Linked DNA regions of Homo sapiens: regions 2 and 3 are each linked to region 1. A link is an interaction called in ENCODE POLR2A ChIA-PET data of the cell type or tissue named here. Cell type or tissue: PC-9. All regions are shown on one strand. Region 1 overlaps CACNA1A (calcium voltage-gated channel subunit alpha1 A). Region 2 overlaps NFIX (nuclear factor I X). Region 3 has its middle 5.3 kb from the start of YJU2B.

Region 1 (4,000 bases):
GTAATCCCAGCACTTTGGGAGGCCAAGGCGGGTGGATCACTTGAGGCCAGGAGTTCAAGACCGGCCTGGCCATCATGGCGAAACCCCATCTCTACTAAAAATACAAAAATTAGCTAGGTGTCATGGCACACGCCTGTAATCCCAGCTACTCAGGAGGCTAAACTACGAGAATTGCTTGAACCTGGGAGACGGAAGTTGCGGTGAGCCGAGATCACACCACTGCACTCCAGCCTAGGCGACAGAGCAAGACTCTGTCTCAAAAAAAAGAAAGAAAGCTGGTTAGACAGGGTGATGACTTTTGATTAAAAATCTGAGAGATTTGAGGGAAATAAAAGAACTGGCACTGCGTCCCAGAAGGTTATAAAATGAATTTTATTATCTTAGTTGGGGAGGGGAGATTACCTAACTCCCCTAAATGAGTTAGGTAATCTAACTCATTTAGGGTACCTAAATCTTTTTATTGGAAGTCTACACCTGAACTTGTCTGCTGTGGAGCCCCTGGGGTGTATAGCTTGAATATGGGGGCAGAATCCCAAAATTGCAGCCTGCCTAGCGAGTATGCTACAGGTCAAGGGGTGGACTGTTTTCATAAGAAAGTGAGGTTTCTTAGAATTTAAAAATAGAGGCTGAGTGGGGCGGCTCACGCCTGTAATCCTAGCACTTTTGGAGGCCAAGGCAGGCAAATCACTTGAGGTCAAGAGTTTGACCAGCCTGGCCAACATGGCAAAACCCCATCTCTACTAATAATACAAAAATTAGCCAGGCGTGGTGGTGCATGCCTGTAGTCTCAGCTACTCAGGAGGCTGAGGGAGGAGAATCGCTTGAACTCAGGAGGCAGAGGTTGCAGTAAGCCAAGATCACACCACTCTCTGGGTGACAGAGCAAGATTCTGTCTCAAAATAAATAAACAAATAAATAAATAAACCAGAAGGAAAATAGTGGCTGAGGGCCCAGACCTGGAGTCGGACTGAACCCGACTTGATTCTTGTCTTTACCCCTTTAAGCAAAGTGATAGTGCCACCTTGAACCTCAGTTTACACATCTGAAAAATGGGTATACTATTAGTTCCCGTGAGAACAGTTGCCGTGAGAGTTAAATCCAAGGACACACTGTGTCCATATGGTCTGTGTTGCAAAAAGGGTAACGTCTTTTTCTCTTGCCATGTTTCCATTGTTGGAGCTCTGCGGAGAACCACCATAAAGAAAAGCAAGACAGATTTGCTCAACCCCGAAGAGGCTGAGGATCAGCTGGCTGATATAGCCTCTGTGGGTGAGTCCCTTCCTCTGCCACCTATCAGTTGTTCATCACCTATCGCCCAAGAGACATGGTGGGGTGGGGGCAGAGGGCTTGCAAACCGTGCTGCCTGGATTTGGGTCTCAGCTCCACCCTTTCCCACCTGTGCGTGTGTCCTGGGCAGATTACATCATTATGGGAATAACATCCGTGCCTAGCTTCTCATTATTTTGTGGGAATTCAACTAAATGATCCCCATGAAGCATGGCAAACCAGCACCTGGCAGGGACGAAGCTCCCAGTCAAGTTGGTGAATGTTTGTGACTCATTCGGGAAGTATTCATGGGGGACCTGCTTATATTAGGTGCTTGGTTGCAAACAAGACAAGGCAGTCACGAGGCTGAGCTGGGAGGATCACTTGAGCCTGGGAAGTGGAGGCTGCAATAAGCCATTATTGTGTTACTGCACTCCAGCCTGGGCACAGAAAAAAAAAAAAAGACACAAACTGAGCCAGGCACAGTGGCTCACGCCTGTAATCCCAACACTTTGGGAAGCTGAGATGAGCGGATCACCTGATGTCGGGAGTTCGAGACCAGCCTGGCCAACATGGTGAAACCCTGGCTCTACTAAAAATACGAAAAAAATTAGCCTGTAGTTCCAGCTACTCTGGAGGCTGAGGCGGGAGCATCACTTGAACCTGGGAAGCAGAGGTTGCAGTGAGCTGAGATCTCATCACTGCCCTCCAGCCTGGGCAACAGAGCAAGATCCTGTCTCAAAAAAAAAAAAAAAAAAAAGACACAAACCAAATCCCTACCTACATGGAGCTCACAGTCCAGTGCAGGAAATAGAAATTAAACAGAGAATTACACAAATAAACCTGTAATGGTAATGGCACTTCAGGGAGAGGCTCTGGGCTTAGCTTGCTCTAGAAGGATGGGGAGCAGTCAGGGAAGGCTACCTGGAGGAAGTGACGGTTAAGCTGGGAACTGAAGGATGGGTAGGAGATCACTGTGGTGGTGATAGCAGAAGGAACAGTGTGAGAGGCAGGGCTCAGACCTTTGCCACCACAAGGGCCAGAGTTCGAGGGAGGAGGGAACATTTATTCTTTCCCTTCTCACTCCTCTGTCCTATTGATTCATTGGCTGTGATGATGTTGATTTTGACCTTCTAAAGTGAGAATGTATTGTTATTGTTGTTGTTGTTCTTTAATGGGTTTTTGTTTTTAATGGAAGGAAGAGCATCCAGGCAGAGGAAATAAGACTGGAATAAGATTGAGGGGAGAAGGAATTTAGGCTGCTTGGGAAACTGTGTGGCCGCAGTTTAGAGGAAGAAAGGATGGCAAGAGAAAGAGGAAGGGAGGAAGAGAAGGAGGGAGAGAAGTGAAGGAAGGAGGGAAGTTAGTACATCCATGTGTTTCTGATCCATAGTTTCTGATCCACTATTTCGTATTCCCCTTTTATCGCTCGCCCCTAGTTTATAACCTTATTGCTGAGTTTAGGCATAATTTCCATTGCGATCACATATCTCGTAGGGTGGATACACTATGGTTTGTTTAGCCATAGCTCTATTATAGGGTGTTTGAGTTGTTTCCAATAATTTCTCTTACGAAGAACACTGCTGTGCACATTTACGTACAATGACTCCCCCCACCCTTTGGGCGTATTTCCTTGGGGATAATTATAGGATCAAAGATATTAACAGCTTTTCAACTCATTATTCAAAGAGCCATTCTGAGTTTCAAAAACATGGAACCCATTTATAAACCTGCCAAGTATGCATATGTTCATGGATTCCCCACCCAGGCCATCGAATATTACCAATTTAATTTCCTTTCCCAGTTAAGTGGGTTTGTAATGAAACCTTAAAGCTTGTTTTCATTTGCATTTTTAATTTCCAGCCAAAACACGCTTTTCTTTGTAATGGAGAACTCATTCTGCTTCCACTCGTGTGTGCATCTGTTTAATTTCCTGTAAGCAAATGTCAAGAATTGGAGCGCTCAGTAGGTGTCTTGAGTATTTGATCAATTATGTCTGTCTCACGTGTTACGTTACCTCCATTGTTTAAAATCTGTTTTATGACGAGGTACAGTGGTTCACGCCTGTAATCCCACTGCTTTGGGAGGCCAGTGCAGGAGGATCTCCTAAGATCAGCCGTTCAAGACCAGCCTGGGCAACATAACAAGGCTCCATCTCTGAAAAACAAAATGTTGAAAAACTTAGCCAGGCATTATGGCACACACCTATAGTCCCATCTATTTAGGAAGCTAAGGCAGGAGGATTTCTTGAACCCAGGAATTCAAGGTTGCAGTGAGCTATGATTGTGCCACTGCACTGCAACGTGGGCAACAGAGTGAGAACCTGTCTCTTAAAAAAATAAAATAACATACATTCTTAAAAATCTACTTTGCTGGCCGGGCGCGGTGGCTCACGCCTGTAATCCCAGCACTTTGGGAGGCTGAGGCGGGTAGATCGCTTAAGGTCAGGAGTAGGAGACCAGCCTGGCCAACATGGTGAAACCGTGTCTGTACTAAAAATTCAACAATTAGCTGGGTGTGGTGGCGTGAGCCTGTAATCCCAGCTACTCAGGAGGCTGAGGCACAAAATCACTTGAACCCGGGAGGCGGAGGCTGCAGTGAGCTGAGATGGCGCCATTGCCCTCCAGCCTGGGCATCAAGAGTGAAACTCCATCAAAAAAATAAAAAATCTGCATATACATATATATGTATATATATTTTTAATTTTTTTAATTTTTTTTTTTTTTTCTGAGAT
Region 2 (4,000 bases), 290 kb after region 1:
AGAAATGCATGTATTTGAAACTATGCCCAGAGATTTGTGTGCTGGGCCCACTTTGTAAACCACGATACCATAAATAAGTGAGAGAAATCTGGCCATTGTCCTCAGGGCAGAGGCCTCTCTCTTGGCCATATCTTTTGGGCTGGCAATATCCTGAGGATTATTGCTCCATGGAGCAATGGCCTTTGTGTTCGGAGCCAGCACTGTTCCCCACAGAGTCCCCTTTGGCACAGCAGGCAGGACCTTGCATGTAGACCCTTGGGCCCTTCCTCCCCATCCACGCTTATTAGCTGCCTCAATCTCAAGTCCAAACTCAAAAGTTGGGCCTGACACACACAACGGGTAGCCCACAGCCCAGCTGATCCCCTCTCTCTGGCCAAATCTCTGGTGCAGACCAGACCACTGCGCCACCACCACCATCCTGGCCTTCATCTGTGGGCCCTGTCCGAGGCCAGCAGAAACGATGACCCAGTTGGCCACGCTATGCATGTGGTCAAGGCCAGAGGGCGCCAAGTCAACTGCAGCCAGGTAGTAAACTAAACAGGCACTAAAGGCAGGTGAAAAACAGTGTCTGCTATGCTTTCATGATTACATTTCACATATGCCGGGCTAAACGGAAACTTCTATAAATGACATGAGAACACTTAGAACCTAGATTTCTGTAAACTCCATGTGCCAGAATAGGATTTGGCTCTCTCCTGCTCCTGCCTCATTTGTTTCATTTGGGAAGCTTCTTTGGGTGGCAGAGTCCAGCCCTGGTCACTGGGTCTGGGAAACTGGCTTTTATGGAAGTGAGTTCTCACCCTGGGACTGCTACGCTCAGGAAGCCCCAGGAGCCGCAGTGGCCTGTTCAGGTCTATATGGGAAGAGGTGACCTGAAAGGCAGGGAAAACAGGCAGGCTTTGCCTTTTAGAAACTCTTTGGTAGGCAATAAGGGATAGGTATTTGATGATTTTTCCATTCTTTTTTAAATAACAGATGAAGGATCCACACCAATACCATACTGCCTGGCAGGGCTTGCTGTCAGCACTGTCTCACTTTGAGATGGCACTGTCTCAAAGGGTCTCTGAGCTTTGAGATGGGAAAGACCCTCTCAGAAGCCACACGATTTCCTAGAAAAGGTTTCCAGGCCACAGAACCCTAAACACAACCAATCAAAGCACAGAAAACAAGAGCTGCAAGAAATTCAGGAAGGCAGCCAAGCAGCCCACTCTGCTAGCAGAGGCAAGAGGCGTCCTGAGGAGAGACCACGCACAGCAGGGTCTGCTTATTCTCCCTCTAAGGCTGGGTTTCTCCACCTCCGCACTTGTGACGTTTGGGGGCGAGATGATTCTTTGTTCCTGGGGGACTGTCATATGCAGTAGACTCTTCCCACTAGATTCCAATAGCACCCTCCCCCCACAACTGTGACAACCAAAAGTGTTCACAGACATTGCCAAATGTTCCCTGCGGGACAAAATTGCCCTTGGTTGAAAATCACTGTTCTAGGGTGACCAACAATCCCAGTTTGCTGGAGACTGAGGGGTTTACCGAGGTGAGGGGCTGTGAAACTCTGAGCAAACCAGGACGAGTTGGTCATCCAGCCTTCTTCCAATCCCCTCATCTGCCAAAGGCAAATTTCCTCCTCTATGCTCAGGGCTATGAAGACTAGTTCTTCCCCACCCTATATGAAGCAATCTCCCATACACCTAAAAAGATTATATCCCACCTCATAGTTTCTTCTGGGGCCAGAATACTATCCTTGTCTCCTCTTTCTTCCCCAGGCGCCATCTCTCAGCGCCATTACTTCCACGAGGCTCTCTGAGATCCGCATCAAATTGCTCACATATTTCTTAGATTACTAAGGCTGAAACTGGCCTACTACGTCTGGTAGGGGAAGTGGTCATGCCCTGGGGAGGATATGACCGGGTGCAGAAGTCGGGTCTCCCTTAAGCAAGTGGCCCCAGAGCCCTGTAGAGGTCACCTGGGAGAGAGAAGGACAGGGAAGACTCTGTAGCTCCCCTCTTCTCCCTGACACACAGCCAAGGCTGGCAGAATCTGCTACACACAGGAAAGGGGACTTGAGACCCCCTAAAGATGAAAGGAAACGGAGTCTACTGCCTTGCTTCCCGTTGGGTCAAATACCCAAGGGCAGATGGCCTGTCTCACCCATTAAGGACTCTGCCCAGGAGACCTCACCCTGTTCAGCCCAGGCTTAGCACCCACCCCCAACTCAAGCTTCCTATCCATTTGCCTCCTCCCTTTAAAGGCCTTTCTTCACTTGGTCCCCCGGGAGCATTCCTGTTACTAAGGAAACAATGATGTCATGTGTCCGGGTGGGGCCGCAGGTCCCTCCTACCACCCCCTAACTAGGTACCATGCCCGCTGACGTCACTGCTCAGAAATTTATAGCCCAGCACGGGTATTTATAAGGTGGCTCTGGTGTGACCACATATTTGGTGTGGGGCTGGTGGCTATTTATAGCCAGAGGATATACACTTATTACACCCCCTGTCTGTATTCTGGGCCACCTGTTATATAACTGCCATTATGCAATAACGCCCATTATATAATAATTATGCGCTAATGGGGATATAATCTGCAGGCATAATAAGGACACACTCCCCAAGGGCTGCACTCGGCTGGCCTCCTGCAGGTCGCCTCCGGGGATCTCCCGATCGCTCCACACAGCTCCGCCCAGTCCACAAGAGTCACCAGGTGTCACCCTACTCTCAGCTGTCTGGAGAGCAGCCTTCTCCAGACTGGCAGACTCAACCGCAAAGCCCTCTCTGGATTCCCTCTCTGTCTCGTCCGGTTTCTCATTTCCACAGCCCCACCCCTGGCCTGGAGAGGACGCTCTTCTTCCTCTGCCACTCTTCTCCCTGCTGTATTGTTAAACCCAAAACAAACAATTATGATGAAATAAATCCTGGAAGCATGACTGACGCTTCATCCCCCCATTTTAAGAAAGGAAGCCTCCCGGACACGCCAGGCCAGTTGGCGAAGGGTCTACTCCACACGAAGGAGAGCCCTCGCCTTCCTAGGAGACTTGGGAAGTCGACTCCAGAGGCCAAGCCAGGTGCAGCCAAGCAGGATACTTCCCAGGGGCCCCTCCCTCCAGCCGCAGCCCCCTTGGTGGGGATCTCAGGGCAGGCTGAGGCTTAGGCCCTGACTTCTGTGGTCGGGGTTATACCACCAGCAGGAATCCCCCAGAGTGGGATCCTAACCACTCAGACACCAGTACATGCCCTGTTGGTCACTCCTCCCAGGAATGACACGCTGAAACTGTCACCTCAGGGAAAAGAAGACAGGGACATTGGCTCTGCACTTGGGATGATGCGGGCAAGGGTACAAAAGGCAGCGGGTGGGAAGAGTTAAGACCACAATGGCACTTGACGGAGCCAATTCAATTAGCCCAAACATACCATCTGCTCTTAAAATAGATACCTCTATATTTAAAAGTTACTTGATATATGAATTGATGAAAAAAATTCGAAGAACTAACATGGATCTGCGAAGTGAAGTTGTCTCAGGCACAGGACAGTAGTTTGGGGAACCTGTCTGTCTCTCACATTCTCTATTGTTAAATTTTTACAAAGAATGTGTTTTACTACTATAATAAAAAAAAAAAATCAAATCATTTAAAAAGAGTAGTACTAAGACCCAGACAACAGTTCTGGTCTCCGTGTCTCATGCTGCAGAAACAAACGTCTGCTGTTCTTTGGGGTCTGATACGGGCCTGACAGGATTACCGGTTGCTGCACAGGCCTGGGTCAGCCCAGTAGCAGATCCCCTGTCCTGTTCCCCAGATCAGCAGCCCCAGCACACAGAGACCACTATGCAAAAAATCAGAGAGGAATAACTCAGTAGGGGACTTGGAGGCAGGCTTACAGTTCCAACCAGGGGGAGGTGAAAGGGGAAAGCCCCCAAACTGCTTCAGCCCAGGGCTCTGCTATCCGGAAAAGCGAAAACAACACAGGACACACAGGAGTAGACGATGCTCAGAGGTTCAGTCGACATTCAA
Region 3 (4,000 bases), 410 kb before region 1:
TTACGAGACCCCAAGCATGGAAACAAAGGAAATTTCTGAGTTCCTTCAAGGGAAATTCCAGGCCCCTAGCTAGCCTTGAGAAGTAAATAAGTAACTTGTTAAACAAAAAAGACATAATGATCCAAAACAAAAGCTAAGGAAGTTAGAGTCCCAGAGATGTTTGGTTTCCCTATAGAAATTAAAGATAACATCTTAACATATGTCCCTGAATTGTCTTTCAGAGTCTTGGAAACCCCAGATAAGGGGGAAGTGAAGACTAAACTTTATGTCCCTTTTGTTCCAAGTTTCCTCCTGAGGGGCTTGGAGAAAGTTACTTCCCCTAACCAGTTGACATGTTTCTACTGACTCAAAATTTTTAAACAAAGCTTCTCTTCCTTAATCCATTGCAAATCAGAAGATGTTTAAATCTTTTTCTTTTCTTTTTTTTTTTGAGACTAAGTCTCTGTTGCCCAAGCTGGAGTCCTGTGGCGTGATCTCGGCTCACTGCAACCTTCACCTCTCGGGTTCAAGTGATTCTCCTGCCTCAGCTTCCCAAGTAGCTGGGATTACAGGCACCTGCCACCATGCCCAGCTAATTTTTGTATCTATAGTAGAGACGAGGTTTCACTATGCTGGCCAGGCTGGCTTGAACTCCTGACTTCGTGATCCACCCGCCTCGGCCTCCCAAAGTGTTGGGATTACAGGCGTGAGCCACTGCGCCCAGCCTATTTTTTTCTTTTTCTTTTTTTTCCTGAGACTGAGTCTTGCCCAGGCTGGAGTGCAGTGGCGTGGTCTCGGCTCACTGCAACCTCAACCTCCCAGGTTCAAGCGATTCTCCTGCCTCAGCCTCCCGAGTAGCGAGGATCACAGGCATGTGCCACCGCATCCGGCTAATTTTTGTATTTTTAGTAGAGACAGGGCTTCGTCATGTTGGCCAGGCTGGTCTCGAACTCCTGACCTCAGGTAATCCTCCCATCTTGGCCTCCCAAAGTGTTGGGATTACAGGCGTGAGCCACTGCGCCCAGGCTTTCTATTTTTTTCTTTTTCTTTTTTTTTTCCTGAGACTGAGTCTTGCTGTCGCCCAGGCTGGAGTACAGTGGCATGATCTCGGCTCACTGCAACCTCAACTTCCCAGGTTCAAGCGATTCTCCTGCCTCAGCCTCCCGAGTAGCAAGGATCACAGGCATGTGCCACCACATCCGGCTAATGTTTGTATTTTTAGTAGAGACAGGGCTTCGTCATGTTGGCGAGGCTGGTCTCGAACTCCTGACCTCAGGTAATCCTCCCATCTTGGCCTCCCAAAGTATTAGGATTACAGGCGTGAGCCACCGTGCCCTGCCTAGATGTTTAAATCTATCTACGACCTGTAAGCCCCCACTTTAAGATATCCTGCCTTTTTAAGTGGAAACCAATGTGTAATCTCCATGCATTGATTTATGATTTTGCTTGTAGCTTCTGGTTTACTGAAATTTACACCTGCCTTAAAAAACCCCCACCTGCAAGCCATTGGTGATTTCAGGTCTTAAGCATGAGCTGCCCTGATTCTCCTTGCATGGTGCCCTGCAATAAACACCTTTCTTTCTATCACTGCAAAGACCTTAGTGTGGGTATCTGGTTTTACTGTGCTGGGTAAGCAGACCTCAGTTGGTTTCTGTAAGAACTCCTGTAAGGAGGGACCTCTGACCTGGATGAGGCAGAATGAGTCAGGTGGGGGGTGTGCTGTAGGGAGGCATGCTCGCTGATCCCCAGGAATGAGAGGGAACTGCATTTCACCCCAATAATCTCACTCAGTCCATCTGGATTTTGCTTGAGCCCTTGTCTTGTACCTGAACCAAGAGTTAGTGACTGAAAAGGCACAGAATGTCATCTTGGGAGCAGGACTTCCTAGAGAGGGGAGAATGAGAAGCCTTGGCTTGTAGAGTCTCACTGTTACTACTTAATGCACAGGGCAAGTGATGGAGCCTGAACATCAGCCTGGGATACAAAGAGGCTGTTCTATAAAGATACCAAATGCAGGCCAGTTCTGGTGGGGCCAAAGGAATTGATACAGGGAAAGGAAGGCATAGGGCAAAGGGAAAACTTCCCTTTCACGTTCTGAAGTTTCACTGAAATGAGCTGACAATAGACAGATTAACAAAAGAAAGGGCACAGACATTTATGCGTAAGCATGGGAGCCATATAAAATGTGAGACTTGTAATGCCAGCTACTTGGGAGGCTGAGGCAGGAGAATCGCTTGAACCCGGGAGGCGGAGGTTGCAGTGAGCCGAGATTGCGCCACTGCACTCCAGCGCTGGCGACAGTGAGACTCCGTCTCAAAAAAAAAAAAAAAAAAAAAAAAAAAAGTGGGACTCAAAGAAGGACCAGATGGTTGTGAGTTAAATACTGTCTTCCTAGGGGAGAGAGAAATGGGGAATGTAGGCAGTTTTGAGGGGAAATGAATGATGTTCAGGGGAACTGATGAAGCCCAATGAACAGACAGTGGCCTGGGACAAAGTTCCTCTGAGCTCTTGGGGAGGCGACAGAAAGGTGAGGGCAGAACTTCATTGTGAACAAAGGCCGTCTTATTATGTAGATAAAGTCTCCCATGTAATCTCTCCAAGCTGCACAGAGAGGAGTAGATGAAGTCTGTTTGGACATGATGCCAATTTTTAGTCTTTTCTCTTTGCCAGTGGTTAATATTTCCTGGATATTTGATGAGATTCTTAGGGAGGAGTCATCTTAAGACAACTGCATTTCTTTTGGAAGAAGTTTTCATCAGTCAAATAAGGGAACTTCCAAAGAGAGCCCCTCCCTGTGCTTGGGAGATGGGGAGAAACAAGAGAAAGTTAGGAAGTCCTTGGTTCTGAGGCAGCTTATAAGGCCCTCCAATAGCTTCTTTTGTTTTGTTTTGTTTTGTTTGGTTTGGTTTGAGACAGGGTCTCCACTGTCACCCAGGCTGAAGTGCAGTGGTGCAATCACTGCAGCCTTGAACTCCCAGGTTCAAGCCGTCCTCACACCTCAGCTTTTTGAGTAGTTGGGACCACAGGCACCATGCCTAGCTAATTTTTTTTTTTTTTTTTAATTTGTAGAAACGAGGTCTTCCTGTGTTGCCCAGGCTACTCTTGGGCTCCTGTGCTCAAGTCATCCTCCCACCACTCCAGCCTGGGCATCAAAGAAAGACCCCATCTCTTAAAAAAAAATTTCTGGCCAGGCATGGTGGCTCACACCTGTAATCCCAGCACTTCGGGAGGCTGAGGTGGGCCGATCATGAGGTCAGGGGTTTGAGATCAGCCTGACCAACACGGTGAAACCCCATCTCTACTAAAAATACAAAAATTAGCCAGGCATGGTGGCGTGCACCTGTAATCCCAGCTACTCAGGAGGCTGAGGCAGGAGAATCACTTGAACCCAGGAGGCAGAGGTTGCAGTGAGCTGAGATCACGCCATTGCACTGCAGCTTGGGCAACAAGAGCGAAACTCCGTCTCAAAAAAAAAAAAAAAAAAAAGAAATCTATAAAAGCCAAAGGCCTCCAGCCAGCACAAAGAAAGAAACAGACATCTGGAAAGACTAATTAAAGCCTACCTGGTTTTGACAATATATTACTTATCTCTGGTTGCGTAACAAATTACCCCAAAGTATAGAGGCCTAAAACATTTATTATCTCACTGTTTCTTTGGGTCAGGAATCTGGGTGTGGCTTAGCTGAACCCTATGCGCAGGGCTGCAATTGAGGGTTGGATGTGCTCATATGAAGAGGGTAGGGCTGGGCAGACATCCCAAATGGCTTTGATCACAGCCACAAACCAAATATAAAAATGTCTAAGGCCGGGCACGGTGGCTCACGCCTGTAATCCCAGCACTTTGGGAGCCCAAGGGAGGCAGATCGCGAGGTCAGGAGTTCAAGACCAGCCTGACCAATATGGTGAAACCCCATCTCCACTAAAAATACAAAGATTAGCCGGGCGTGGTGGCGCACGCATGTAATCCCAGCTATTCGGGAGGCTGAGGCAGGAGAATTGCTTGAACTCGGAGGCAGAGGTT

What was found. Peaks named below come from ENCODE experiments on the same cell type or tissue, not always from the same donor. Only the 100,000 strongest peaks of a DNase experiment are listed, where the experiment ranks them.
Region 2: POLR2A ChIA-PET joins it to region 1 with 29 read pairs; 1 of 35 experiments calls an interaction of 5 or more read pairs at or near these places.
Region 3: POLR2A ChIA-PET joins it to region 1 with 5 read pairs; 1 of 35 experiments calls an interaction of 5 or more read pairs at or near these places.

What each region holds. Positions count from the first base shown.
Region 1 is chr19:13,327,513-13,331,512 of GRCh38, reverse strand. CACNA1A (calcium voltage-gated channel subunit alpha1 A) reads left to right here. Exons shown (of 47, transcript NM_001127222.2): 10 at 1,180-1,269. Among named protein-coding and RNA genes, the nearest start is that of CACNA1A, 180 kb to the left of the region's middle. In PC-9, no CTCF peak of the experiment used is centred here; a DNase peak (open chromatin) is centred at 1,572; H3K27me3 peaks cover 3,866 bases.
Region 2 is chr19:13,035,208-13,039,207 of GRCh38, reverse strand. All of the region lies in intron 2 of NFIX (nuclear factor I X), which reads right to left. Among named protein-coding and RNA genes, the nearest start is that of NFIX-AS1, 22 kb to the right of the region's middle. In PC-9, CTCF peaks have their summits at 2,608 and 2,852 (motif pointing right); DNase peaks (open chromatin) are centred at 1,837, 2,367 and 2,687; H3K27ac peaks cover 1,409 bases.
Region 3 is chr19:13,740,617-13,744,616 of GRCh38, reverse strand. It overlaps a transcript of YJU2B not described here. Among named protein-coding and RNA genes, the nearest start is that of YJU2B, 5.3 kb to the left of the region's middle. In PC-9, no CTCF peak of the experiment used is centred here; a DNase peak (open chromatin) is centred at 1,676; H3K4me3 peaks cover 572 bases; H3K27ac peaks cover 2,236 bases.